Linked DNA regions of Homo sapiens: regions 1 and 2 are each linked to region 3. Evidence: chromatin contacts called from ENCODE Hi-C or POLR2A ChIA-PET data. All regions are on one chromosome and are shown on one strand. The core of a region is the stretch at or near the end of the contact, and the rest is flanking DNA. Distances in the headings are between cores, read along the strand shown. Region 1 holds the start of ERBB2 (erb-b2 receptor tyrosine kinase 2). Region 2 overlaps CDK12 (cyclin dependent kinase 12). Region 3 holds the start of PSMD3 (proteasome 26S subunit, non-ATPase 3).

The links. A loop is a pair of places that touch in the nucleus more often than their neighbours do. ChIA-PET counts read pairs that join two places held with the same protein, here RNA polymerase II (POLR2A). Pooled maps may share reads with other maps.
Region 1: a map of Calu3 shows a loop between it and region 3 (2.6-fold over the local background). The contact joins the promoter of ERBB2 here to the promoter of PSMD3 in region 3. A Hi-C loop is called at or near these places in 2 of 168 maps with a recorded cell type or tissue (Calu3 and sciatic nerve) and 4 of 50 pooled maps. POLR2A ChIA-PET finds 5 or more read pairs at or near these places in 4 of 52 experiments (HEK293, HepG2, MCF 10A and 1 more).
Region 2: a loop to region 3 is called in a pooled map, with 2.9 times the contacts of the local background. The contact joins the enhancer-like site here to the promoter of PSMD3 in region 3. A Hi-C loop is called at or near these places in 2 of 50 pooled maps. POLR2A ChIA-PET finds 5 or more read pairs at or near these places in 3 of 52 experiments (CD8-positive, alpha-beta memory T cell, K562 and endothelial cell of umbilical vein).

The regions. Positions count from the first base shown.
Region 1 is chr17:39,697,382-39,701,692 of GRCh38, forward strand. It overlaps ERBB2 (erb-b2 receptor tyrosine kinase 2), which reads left to right and starts at 2,683. Exons shown (of 27, transcript NM_004448.4): 1 at 2,683-2,930. The coding sequence starts at 2,858. RefSeq lists enhancers at 3,665-4,166, 4,167-4,311.
Region 2 is chr17:39,484,460-39,488,600 of GRCh38, forward strand. All of the region lies in intron 2 of CDK12 (cyclin dependent kinase 12), which reads left to right. Among named protein-coding and RNA genes, the nearest start is that of CDK12, 25 kb to the left of the region's middle. Within about 2 kb of position 2,057, at least 3 of the 41 ENCODE cell types and tissues checked have a DNase peak (open chromatin) inside an H3K27ac peak, as active enhancers do.
Region 3 is chr17:39,977,846-39,982,348 of GRCh38, forward strand. PSMD3 (proteasome 26S subunit, non-ATPase 3) reads left to right here and starts at 2,962. Exons shown (of 12, transcript NM_002809.4): 1 at 2,962-3,345. The coding sequence starts at 3,126. RefSeq lists enhancers at 772-1,971, 2,393-2,572, 2,793-3,072, 2,873-3,850 and a silencer at 3,253-3,302.

The DNA.
Region 1 (4,311 bases), core at 1,433-3,932, 280 kb before region 3:
TTTCGCTCTTGTTGCCCAGGCTGGAGTACAATGGCGCGATCTTGGCTCACCGCAACCTCCGCTTCCCAGGTTCAAGCGATTCACCTGCCTCAGCCTTCCCGAGTAGCTGGGATTACAGGCATGCGCCACCATGCCCGGCTAATTTTGTGTTTTTAGTAGAGACAGGGTTTCTCCATGTTGGTCAGGCTGGTACCAAACTCCCGACCTCAGGTGATCCACCTGCCTTGGCCTCCCAAAGTGCTGCAATTACAGGCATGAGCCACCGCACCCAGCCGTGCTAGGGTCTTTTTCTGTTCAATTCCTTTCTCTCTCTTGCTCTCTTTCTTTCTTTCAATGGAGTCTTACTCTGTCACCCAGGCTGGAGTGCAGTGGCAAGATCTCAGCTCACTGCAACCTCTGCCCTCTGAGTTCAAGCAATTCTCCTGCCTCAGCCTCCCGAGTAGCTGGGATTACAGGTGCCTGCCACCACACCTAGTTAATTTTTGTACTTTTAGTAGAGATGGGGTTTTGTCATGTTGGCCAGGCTGGTCTCGAACTCCTGACCTCGTGATCTGCCTGTCTTGGCCTCCCAAAGTGCTGGGATTACAGGCATGAGCCGCCATACTCGGCCAACTTTGTATTACTTTCTTAAAGAGAGTTTCCCAAATTATATAAGCTTCAGGCCCCACAAAACCTAGATCTGCCCCAGTATAACTAAATCTGGGACCATTTATTGAGCAATTATTATGTGCCAAGTATTGCGCTGAGTGCTTCCAGAGCATTATCTCCTTTAACCCCAGCATAGTATGTCAGATGCTGTTTTACAGATGAGCCAACTGAGACCAGAGATGCTCAGTCACTTGCCCAAGGTGACATGACTGATATGGAATAGAGTCAAGATTTTTTTTTTTTTTTTTGACACGGAGTCTCACTCTGTCTCCCAGGCTGGAGTGCAGAGGCGCAATCTCAGCTCACTGCAAGCTCTGCCTCCCAGGTTCACGCCATTCTCCTGCCTCAGCCTCCTGAGTAGCTGGGACTACAGGCACCCGCCACCACACCTGGCTAATTTTTTGTATTTTTAGCAGAGACAGGGTTTCACCGTGTTAGCCAGGATGGTCTCGATCTCCTGACCTCGTGATCTGCCTGCCTCGGCCTCCCAAAGTGCTGGAATTACAGGTGTGAGCCACCGCGACTGGCCAGATTCAAGATTTGAACCCAGGTCCTCTTGGTCCCAGAGGCCCCTGTTTCTCAACTCCCTAGGATGGCATAGCAACCTGTCCCACAAGAGGTGCCTGCTTTAAGTGTGCTCAGCACATGGAAGCAAGTTTAGAAATGCAAGTGTATACCTGTAAAGAGGTGTGGGAGATGGGGGGGAGGGAAGAGAGAAAGAGATGCTGGTGTCCTTCATTCTCCAGTCCCTGATAGGTGCCTTTGATCCCTTCTTGACCAGTATAGCTGCATTCTTGGCTGGGGCATTCCAACTAGAACTGCCAAATTTAGCACATAAAAATAAGGAGGCCCAGTTAAATTTGAATTTCAGATAAACAATGAATAATTTGTTAGTATAAATATGTCCCATGCAATATCTTGTTGAAATTAAAAAAAAAAAAAAAAGTCTTCCTTCCATCCCCACCCCTACCACTAGGCCTAAGGAATAGGGTCAGGGGCTCCAAATAGAATGTGGTTGAGAAGTGGAATTAAGCAGGCTAATAGAAGGCAAGGGGCAAAGAAGAAACCTTGAATGCATTGGGTGCTGGGTGCCTCCTTAAATAAGCAAGAAGGGTGCATTTTGAAGAATTGAGATAGAAGTCTTTTTGGGCTGGGTGCAGTTGCTCGTGGTTGTAATTCCAGCACTTTGGGAGGCTGAGGCGGGAGGATCACCTGAGGTTGGGAGTTCAAGACCAGCCTCACCAACGTGGAGAAACCCTGTCTTTACTAAAAATACAAAAAATTAGCTGGTCATGGTGGCACATGCCTGTAATCCCAGCTGCTCGGGAGGCTGAGGCAGGAGAATCACTTGAACCAGGGAGGCAGAGGTTGTGGTGAGCAGAGATCGCGCCATTGCTCTCCAGCCTGGGCAACAAGAGCAAAAGTTCGTTTAAAAAAAAAAAAAAGTCCTTTCGATGTGACTGTCTCCTCCCAAATTTGTAGACCCTCTTAAGATCATGCTTTTCAGATACTTCAAAGATTCCAGAAGATATGCCCCGGGGGTCCTGGAAGCCACAAGGTAAACACAACACATCCCCCTCCTTGACTATCAATTTTACTAGAGGATGTGGTGGGAAAACCATTATTTGATATTAAAACAAATAGGCTTGGGATGGAGTAGGATGCAAGCTCCCCAGGAAAGTTTAAGATAAAACCTGAGACTTAAAAGGGTGTTAAGAGTGGCAGCCTAGGGAATTTATCCCGGACTCCGGGGGAGGGGGCAGAGTCACCAGCCTCTGCATTTAGGGATTCTCCGAGGAAAAGTGTGAGAACGGCTGCAGGCAACCCAGGCGTCCCGGCGCTAGGAGGGACGCACCCAGGCCTGCGCGAAGAGAGGGAGAAAGTGAAGCTGGGAGTTGCCACTCCCAGACTTGTTGGAATGCAGTTGGAGGGGGCGAGCTGGGAGCGCGCTTGCTCCCAATCACAGGAGAAGGAGGAGGTGGAGGAGGAGGGCTGCTTGAGGAAGTATAAGAATGAAGTTGTGAAGCTGAGATTCCCCTCCATTGGGACCGGAGAAACCAGGGGAGCCCCCCGGGCAGCCGCGCGCCCCTTCCCACGGGGCCCTTTACTGCGCCGCGCGCCCGGCCCCCACCCCTCGCAGCACCCCGCGCCCCGCGCCCTCCCAGCCGGGTCCAGCCGGAGCCATGGGGCCGGAGCCGCAGTGAGCACCATGGAGCTGGCGGCCTTGTGCCGCTGGGGGCTCCTCCTCGCCCTCTTGCCCCCCGGAGCCGCGAGCACCCAAGGTGGGTCTGGTGTGGGGAGGGGACGGAGCAGCGGCGGGACCCTGCCCTGTGGATGCCCCGCCGAGGTCCCGCGGCCGGCGGGGCCAGAGGGGCCCGGACGAGCTCTCCTATCCCGAAGTTGTGGACAGTCGAGACGCTCAGGGCAGCCGGGCCCTGGGGCCCTCGGGCGGGAGGGGGCAGTTACACGGCAGCGGCTCGAGATGGCCCATCCAAGAGACTGGCGCTTTCCAGGCTCCGAGGGGCTCCGGGAACTTGTCAAAGAAGTTCTCTGAAATTGTTCAGAAAGTTTTCCCGCAAAGGGTGTATTGCGTAGAGCGCGCGCGCGCGTTTCCCCCCTTCTTGAGCCCCCTCAAGCTTTCTCAAAGCCTTTCCAGTTGGCAGCCTCCGCCTCCGGACTGGCCTGGGCTGGATTCCTTGGGGGGGTCCTCTGCCCTGCCCCTCCTCCAGCCCCTCCCCGCTCCCCTTCAGACGATTTTGGTTTGGTTGCTCCTGCTTCTGGCGGGGTCGGGTGTGTGTGTGTGTGGTGGAGTGGAGGGTGGCATAGCAACCTGTCCCAACCAGAGCCGGGGAGGAAAGGGTGGCCCGGAGGGTGGCCTCTTGCTGGGGTCTGGGTTGGGGGCGGGGGAGACGTTTGCTTTGAACAGATTCTTGGGGCCAGCTTAGGGACTGTGCTCTGTGACTTTTGGAGCGCGTGGACCATGGAGGGGTGGGGGTGGGTTTCTTGGGGTGTAAAGTGGGAGAGTTCCCAGAGAAGGAAGCTAAGAAATAAGGCCAGATGGGAGCCTAGGGAGGGCTGCGTTGTTCTGCTGCCTTTTCCTTGGTGCTGTGCGTGGGGAAGGGTGAGTGGGGGCAGTGTGTATCCTGACCCATCTGTCCACCTGTGTGCATTAATCATAAAAGCTAACATATAGCCTGGGCCAGGTATACTCTGCCAGGAACTGTTTGTGGTGTTTTGCATGCATTCTCCTTTAATCCTAGAACACCCCTATAGTGGAAGTTCTGCCAGCATTCTGGACTGAGTAGCAGTCCAGAGGTTGAGTAGCAGCTAGTAAGTGGTGGGGTCAAGATGGGACCCCAGGCAGTGCGACCCCCAACCATGCATTCGAAATCGCTATATGGATGAGTGCACCTGGAGCAATGAGGGACACTGCTCCCTGAGTCACTGGGCTGCAGGGGAGACAAAATGAAAGTGTTCTGGGAGTCGTGGGTGGTCTCCATAGGTCAGAGGGTCTGGGGAGGGAGTGGGTGTCATCGTGGCTGTGTGTTGCCCGAGGGGCCCTCTGTGAGTGAGTGCATGGCCGTGTTATCTCTGCAGGTCTACGCCAGGGTGTTCCTCAGTTGTGTGGTCTTTGTATTTGTGTGTCTGGGCTTTGTGTTGCCA
Region 2 (4,141 bases), core at 807-3,306, 490 kb before region 3:
GCAACCCTTTATAATACTGAGTGTCCTATGCTAAAGGTGATAATGTTAAGCATTGTAGTTTTGAGGCTGTCATTAAATTTTCAAGGTTTTTAGTACATTGGAATTTACTGAAACAGGATTTGACCTCTATTCAAATTGTATATCCTGAACTGGTAGGACATAACCTATCAAATACTCATTCTGTCTTGAAATAAACATGCTAAAAATGTAATATTTTAGAAGCAGTATACATTTTTCATACATGTTCAATATCCCTAATCCAAAAATCTAGAAATCCTCCAAAATCAGGAACATTTTTAGCGCTGACATGATACTCAAAGGAAATGCTCATTGGAGCATTTCAGTATTCAGATTTTTGCATTGAATATGCTCATCCAGTATAATGCAAATAATCCAAAATCTAAAAATTTTAAAAATTTGAAACACTCAGGCCGGGTGCGGTGGCTCACGCCTGTAATCCCAGAACTTTGGGAGGCCGAGGCGGGCGGATCACGAGGTCAGGAGATCGAGACCATCCTGGCTAACATGGTGAAACCCCGTCTCTACTAAAAATACAAAAAATTAGCCAGGCGTGATGGTGGGTGCCTGTGGTCCCAGCTACTCGGGAGGCTGAGGCAGGAGAATGGCGTGAACCCAGGAGGCGGAGCTTGCAGTGAGCTGAGATCGCGCCACTGCAGTCCAGCCTGGGCGACAGGGCGAGACTCTGTCTCAAAAAAAAAAAAAAAAAAAGTTCAGACACTCTGGTTTGAGGCATTGTGGATAAGAGAGTACCTAATCTGTATTAGTACTTTATTTGAGCTCATAAAGTAAACATTGGAGAAAACAAAAATATGAAACACAGATTGGCTGGGCATGGTGGCTGATGCCTGTGATCCCAGCACTTTAGGAGGCCAAGCTGGAGGATTGCTTCAGGTGGGAGTTTGAGACCAGAGCTTAGGCATCCCCCCCCTTTTTTTTTTTTTTTTTTTTTTGGGAAACAGAGTCTCACTCTGTCGCCAGGCTGGAGTGCAGTGGCTCAATCTCAGCTCACTAATCTCCACCTCCCGGGTTCAGGTGATTCCCCTGCCTCAGCCTCCTGAGTAGCTGGGACTAACAGGCGGGTGCCACCACGCCTGGCTAATTTTTTTTGTATTTTGGTAGAGACAGGGTTTCACAATGTTTGCCAGGATGGTCTTGATCTCCTGACCTCATGATCCCCGGCCTCGGCCCCCTAAAGTGCTGGGATTATAGGCATGAGCCACTGTGCCTGGCCCCTGTCTCTTAAAAAAAAAAAAAGCAGCTGTGGTGGTATGCACCTGTAGTCTCAGCTGCTTGGAATGTTGTAGTGGGTAGATCACTTGAGCCTCGAGGCTGCAGTCAGCTATGATTGCACCACTACAGTCCAGCTTGGGTGACACAGCAAGATCCTGTCTCCAAACAGACAAAAAACCATAGACTGAATTTATTTGAAATGATGATGACACAATTAAAATACCTTAATTTTTCTTTTTTCTTTTTCTTTTTTTTTTTTTGAGACAGAGTCTTGCTCTGTCGCCCAGGCTGGAGTGCAGTGGGGTGATCTTGGCTCACTGCAACCTCTGCCTCCTGGGTTGAAGCGATTCTCCTTCCTCAGGTTCCCAAGTAGCTGGGATTTTGGGAGTGCACCACCATGCCCAGCTAATTTTTGTACTTTTAGTAGAGATGCGGTTTCACCATGTTGGCTAGGCTGGTCTTGAACTCCTGACTTCAGGTGATCCGCCCGCTTGGCCTCCCAAAGTGCTGGGATTACAGACATGAGCCACTGCACCCTGCCTCTTTTTTTTTTTTTTTTTTTTTTCTGTGAAACAGAATCTTGCTCTGTCACTTAGACTGGAGTGCAGTGGCACAATCATGGCTCACTGCAACCTTGGCCTCCTTCCCTGGCTCAAGTGATCCTCTCGCTTCAGCCTCGATAGTAGCTGGGACCAGAAGTGCATGCCACCACTCCCAGCTAACTTTGTTTATTTTTTTTAGAGATAAGGTCTCACTATGTTGCTCAGGCTGGTCTTGAACTCCTGGGCTCAAGCAATCTTCCTGCCTTGGCTCCCAAAGTAGTGGGATTACAGGCATGAGTCACCATGCTCAGCCTGATTTTTCTTGTTCTTCTAGTGAAGCCAAACCAAGAAGAAATCTGTTTTGAATAATGAGGAATTGAGATTTGTAAAGAATATTCCGACAGTGGTTGAGAAATTACAAGTTTTTTTTCGCTGAACATCTTAAAAATTAGAATAATTTAAAAAATCTATGTTGGTGGGGTGCGGTGGCTCATGTCTGTAATCCCAGCACTTTGGGAGGCTGAGGTGGGCAGATCATGAGGTCAGGAGTTCGAGTCCAGCCTGGCCAATATGGTGAAACCCCATCTCTACTAAAAATACAAAAAACTAGCCGGGCGTAGTGGCACACGCCTGTAGTCCCAGCTACTTGGGAGGCTGAGGTAGCAGAATCACTTGAACCCAGGAGGCAGAGGTTGCAGTGAGCCAAGATTGCACCACTGTACTCCAACCTGGGCAATAGAGGGAGACTCCGTCTCAAAAAAAAAGAATCTATATTACATTGTGACTCAAAGAGTTTTCTGATAATAAGTTTTGTTTCTAGGATGGAAAAATCTGAGTGCAGATTATAATAATGTTGCATGTTCATCTCTCCCAGTATTTCAACAGAAAGTTTCAGATGATCATTATCTACTCCACTGACTATCCCAGTTCTGGTTGATGTGGTACAAACTAACCTATATTGTATTGTTCTGTCTGATTTACAAGGGATTAAAACGATAAAAATTGGCAGGAGTCAATAGCTGTTGAGATTTATGTTCTTATATTTTGAGTAAATGACATTCTTTTATGGAAAATTCACACACAAGGGTTAACAGTATTCTTTAAAAAGATACATTGCAAGAGATAGATCTTTGTGGTCTAGGAAATATTCATGCAAAGCACCAATATTTTCCTTTATAACTACCTGTCATAAAAATAGAGAAGATTGCCTGTGGTTAAGGTTCTCAGATCTTTTTCAACCATCTGATACTGTGAAGGAATAGAGAAGACCTATCTGGCCTGATTTTATTTGTAGACATGAGTTAGTCTGTTGTACTATAGATGTCTTATTTTTTCTGAGGATGTGCATGACACAATTTTTTTTTTTTTTTTTTTTTTTTTTTGAGATAAAGTCTTGCCCTGTCACCCAGGCTGGAGTGCAGTGGCACGATCTCGGCTTACTGCAACCTTGACCTCCCCAGTTCAAGCAATTCTCATGCCTCACAAGTAGCTGGAACTACAGGCACATGCCACCATGCCCAGCTAATTTTTGTATCTTTATTTAATAGAGATGAGGTTTCACCATGTTGGCCAGGTTGGTCTTGAACTCCTGGGCTCAACTGATCCGCCTGCCTTGGCCTCCCAAAGTGTTGGTATTACGGGCATGAGCCACCACACCTGGCTCTTGGCACAAAATTTCTCTACCACTTATTAATAAATTGAGATAGGCAAAAAATTGTATCTGGGCCATACGTGGTAGGAGGCGAGGCAAGAGCATCACTTGGGGAGGTCCAGGATTTTGTGACTAGCCTGGGCAATATGGCAAGACCTTGTCTCTACAAAAAATTTCAAGAATTAGCTGGGTGTGTTGGTGTGTGCCGTGGTCCCAGCTTCTTAGGAGGCTAAGGTGAAAGTGTTGCTTGAGCCCGGGAAATTGAGGCTGCAGTGAGCCATGATTGTGTCATTGCATTCCAGCCTGGGCAACAAAGTGAGTCCCTGTCTCAAAAAAAAAAAAAGATTGAAAACTGACTTTTCTGATCTATTCCTGGAAACCTATCTTTCTACAAAACCCCACTGACTACTATAATTTACTGATTACTGGGAGAGGCTTCTGCCACCAGGTGCCTTAATAATTCTGAAATAGTTGCTTGGACCCTTTTTCTTTAGATTTTTAGTTTGATGATTGTCTATTTTGGCTGGTCAGGTTTGCCTTCTGCTTTGAAGTGAACGGAATGATTCAGTATATTTTTTATTAGTTTTGACTTACAACTTAGCTATATTTCTATTTTTTTGTAAATATCTTCGGCAATTTATATTTTTTACAGGGAAAGCATTCTAAAATACTATTTCTTTTTTCCAAGATTTTTGCA
Region 3 (4,503 bases), core at 1,712-4,211:
TATCATACTGCATATAAATCATATGTACATGAATATGATGCTGTACTGTCCTCAGGCAAACTGGAAAATGCTCAGAGGGTATAGAATGTGGAATCCAGATTTTTTTTTCTGTTCAATTAGTTTTCTTTAATGGAATCTAGAGTCTCAAGTGAGAAGATATCAAAGCAGTTTGTCTTCAAAGAAGAGCATTTGGGAGTCCCCTAGCTCTGGGTTGAGGGAAAGACCGAGAGATATATAGTAGAAGCCCGAAACAAAAATAAGACAGATTTCAAATTTATTGAACAGAAAATGCAGATGGGCCTTTAAAAAAAAGGGGGACCCAAGAATAAGACTAACCCAAAACTTTAAAAACTAAATTGTGATATTATTTCACCTTTCTCTGTTCTGCCCTGAAATTTAGGGTTCTTGTAGGAGGAAGTAGTGTGGGTAGGCTTGGCATATTACTACTAATATGGATATTACAATCTCATCAAACCGCTGGGTTTATATCATCCTCCTCTGCCTAAAAGCTGGGTTTGAACATCTTTCACCAACCTCTTTTAAAGCAGTATCAGGACCGGACACCGTAGCTCACGCCTGTAATCCCAGCACTTTGGGAGGCTAATGTGGGCAGATCGCTTGAATCCAGGAGTTCAAGACCAGCCTGGGCAACAGGGCGAAACCCTATCTCTACAAAATATACCAAAAATTAGCCAGGCATGGTGGCATGTGTCTGTGGTCCCAGCTACTCGGGAGGCTGAGGTTAGAGGATCACTTGAGCCTGGGAGGCTGAGGCTGCAGTTAGCCAAGATAGCACCACTGCACTCCAGCTTGGGTGATGGAGCGAGATCCTGTCTCAAAAAATAAAAATAATTTTTAAAAAAGTAGTTCTATGAGTGCAGTACATGTCTGTAATCCCAGCACTTTGCAAGGCCGAGGCAGGAGGATCACCTGAGGTCAGGAGTTCAAGACCAGCCTAATCAACATAGTGAAGCCCTGTCTCTACTAAAAATTAAAAAAAAAAAAATTAAAAATTAGCTGGACATGGTGGCTCGCACCTGTAGTCCCAGCTACTCAGGAGAAGGAGGCAGGAGAATCGCTTGAACCCCAGAGGGGGAGGTTGCAGTGAGCCAAGATCACGACACTGTACTCCCTAGCCTGGCCAACAGAACGAGATTCCGTTTAAAAAAAAAAAAAAGTTTTATGAGTGGAAGAATTTCTCTAAGGATTTTGGTCCGTGGAGTCAGACTCTCCCCCAGTGTCTTAGTCACCCCCTGCCCAGCCTGGTTCCCTCATCCACCAAGAATTCATGACCAACTGCCAGAAGCTTTGTGTTATGCCGCCAGCCTCCCTGATCCTGAGCACCTTCCAAAGCCTCACTCTATTGCTCATGGATATACTGGGTTGTTATCTGCTGACTTGGTTGTTTTCTCCTTGTGATGTAAACTTAATAGAGAGATGAGCTAACACCCTAACTATCTAGAAGAGTAACTCCTTTGATTGTTAAGGATGAACATAACTCATCTGTTTTCTTCCTTACCATTCTCGCCCACCTTCAGTTGCAGATATGGTGTTATGAAGAGGTTCTAATGAGTTTATTCCAATGATGATTCAAAAGTCCTGTTATCCACCCCCCAGCCCTGGAGGGTGAGAGGACAGTTGAGGAGGAACTGGTCAAGGCATGTTCCCTAAAACTAGAGCACATATCTTTCCAGTTAGCGAGTGGCTGTTTAACGCAAGGAACATCCTGCAATCCTATGAAAGAGGATGCAAAAGATATGCAGGATACCCTTTATATATGCAAAGGAGGAGGTCAAAACATATTTCCTGCCTTCTAGGTCCTTACAACAGGGCTAGATTGTCTTGTAGGGTCCGTGAAAGGTCTAAAACTCAGGACTTCCACTTATGGGAGAGAGAAAAGTTTCAAGGTAGGGAGAGAGTTTTTGTTGTGTGTTCTAAGAAATTGGGAGCTATATCCTTCACCTTGTTTCACCTTCCCTGCAGAACCAGTGGGGCAGTCCTTTGAAAAATAAGTGGGTAGGGTTTCTTGTCCAATTTGCTTCCCCTTAGGTACACCACTAAGTAAACCATCATTCTCTCCTTAGGCACACCATTATTCTGTTCCCCATTTCACAATGTCTGTCTGGATGTATAAAAGCCCTCTCAATGGGCTCCCTAAAGCGTCTGCCAGTAGGGGCTCCCACCCTCTTTCCTCAACACTCCCAATCCACCGCAGCCCAGAGCACAGTGTCTGCTTATCTAACCATCTGACTCCCCCGTATACTACATTCTTGAGCTGTTTTTCACCCCCCTATTTGCTAACCGTGGGCCGTACATAGGGTGGACCCCTATATTTTGTTAAACTGGAGTGATTCTACGCAAATGCACGCTCCTACCTATCGGCACTCCCAGCCTGCAGAAATTGTATGCCTTATGTTCAGCACTAAACTCAAATCTAACCAAGGAAGTCCGGATCCCATAGGGTTCTTCCTACTCTCCAGTTCGGTTTATTTTAAGGCCAACAGCCCTAGCTTCACGTCCCTCCTTCACAGCCTTCTTTCCTTCCCTCCTGCCGGATGCGCCCGGCAGCCGTTGAGCACAAGCCCAGCGGATCTGGAAGGAGACCCCGCCGCGACCGGGGAAAATTGAGCGAACTTGGGCGCAAAACCCGCCCGGCAACTCGTGACGTCATCTCGTCCCGCGCTCGGATAGGCTGTACCCACTCCACGCTGGTTGAGGCGCTCTTAAAGTCCTTTGTAACCCAGATTGGAGCCTGAGGGGACCTCTCGTGGACGCCCACAGAAATGCACTCGAGAGGAACATAAAAGCATCACACTTAAGCGCTCGAAAGAAAGCCCCACGAACCCATAAAGGCTCCTCCCCGCTCCTTCCTCGAAGCTCCTCCTTCATCCTGCACCTCGGCTGTGGATTTATTTCCCCTTTGTTGACTCGGCCATCGGCCTGCCGGGCCTGGCGTTTCCCAGAAGGCCCAGCGCCGGGAAGGGGTTTGCAGCTGCTCCGTCATCGTGCGGCCCGACGCTATCTCGCGCTCGTGTGCAGGCCCGGCTCGGCTCCTGGTCCCCGGTGCGAGGGTTAACGCGAGGCCCCGGCCTCGGTCCCCGGACTAGGCCGTGACCCCGGGTGCCATGAAGCAGGAGGGCTCGGCGCGGCGCCGCGGCGCGGACAAGGCGAAACCGCCGCCCGGCGGAGGAGAACAAGAACCCCCACCGCCGCCGGCCCCCCAGGATGTGGAGATGAAAGAGGAGGCAGCGACGGGTGGCGGGTCGACGGGGGAGGCAGACGGCAAGACGGCGGCGGCAGCGGCTGAGCACTCCCAGCGAGAGCTGGACACAGTCACCTTGGAGGGTACGGCAGCCCAGGCCGGGAACGTGCCGCGATCGCGGGTGACAGCGACCCCTGTGATTTGGCTTCTTGCTGGGAAGCCACAGCAGCCTCCACCACCCTCAGTTCTTTGGGATCACCCCCAGATACCTGCTCCCACTGCCCCGACACTCCCGACTCCAGGCCCAATGACTGAACCTTCTCTCCAGGCTGGGAACCACTCCCCTCCCATCCCCTCCATCCCCATATCTGGGGTTGCATCTATATCTAGGTCCCAGTGGGCCTGGGGACTCCCTCTTTTAAGTCCTCCCCTCTGACCTATTCCGTTTATATCCCACCCGACTGATTTTAGCGCCTCCAATATATGACTGATTGTTCCCGCTGGAAACCAGTGTTTGTGTCTGTGTGTAAACAGGGCCAGGATGACCTAGAATATTGACTCCTGAGTTTTAAAACTGTACAGCAGATTTTTGTTGTCCTAGCTGCCTTTAGCACACTCCCCCGAATGAACCATTTCGACCTAGTATCTTGTTTCCTACTTCTCTAACTGAAGTGTCCCAACAGTCCCCTTGCTGTCTCCTCCCTTCAGGTCCTTACTGCCCCTCTGTTTCTAAAGGGTTTAAGTACATACACACTTAAAACTTTTCGGGTGTCATCTTTGTTTGGTTTTGTAATACTCAACCTTTGGCCTAAACTCCTATATACCGGTGTCTCCTATTTCTTTTCTCCGAGGTTCCTGTTTCGAGTGTCTGTAGTCCTCTTGTTCCTCCAAGTTCATGTTTTACTTTTCCCACTTACAGCGTCCTGTTTCCATTTGAAGTGGGCAAAGTGAGAGCTTCCCACTGTGATCCTGGTGCCATTTTCCTGGTTCTGGATCAAGTGGGACCAGACTACTTACTAGGTTTTCTTTTCACTAAAATGCGTGAGAAACTAGCTCAAAAACATTGAGATAAGCAAAGTTATCCTCCTAGGTGGTGCTTTTGAGGATGTGATGGTGTTGACTACATCAGCTCTTACTGTAAAGTTGAGCAACAGGATCGATATTTAATAGAGATCCTTTTACCTAAAGTAGTGGCAGCAATGTCAAAGGTGCCACTCAGCATTGCCTACTGGGTGTGTTTATTACAGGCACTTCATTTTCTTCTTGTAAAGTAATTCATATTCATTGCAGAAATTGTGGAA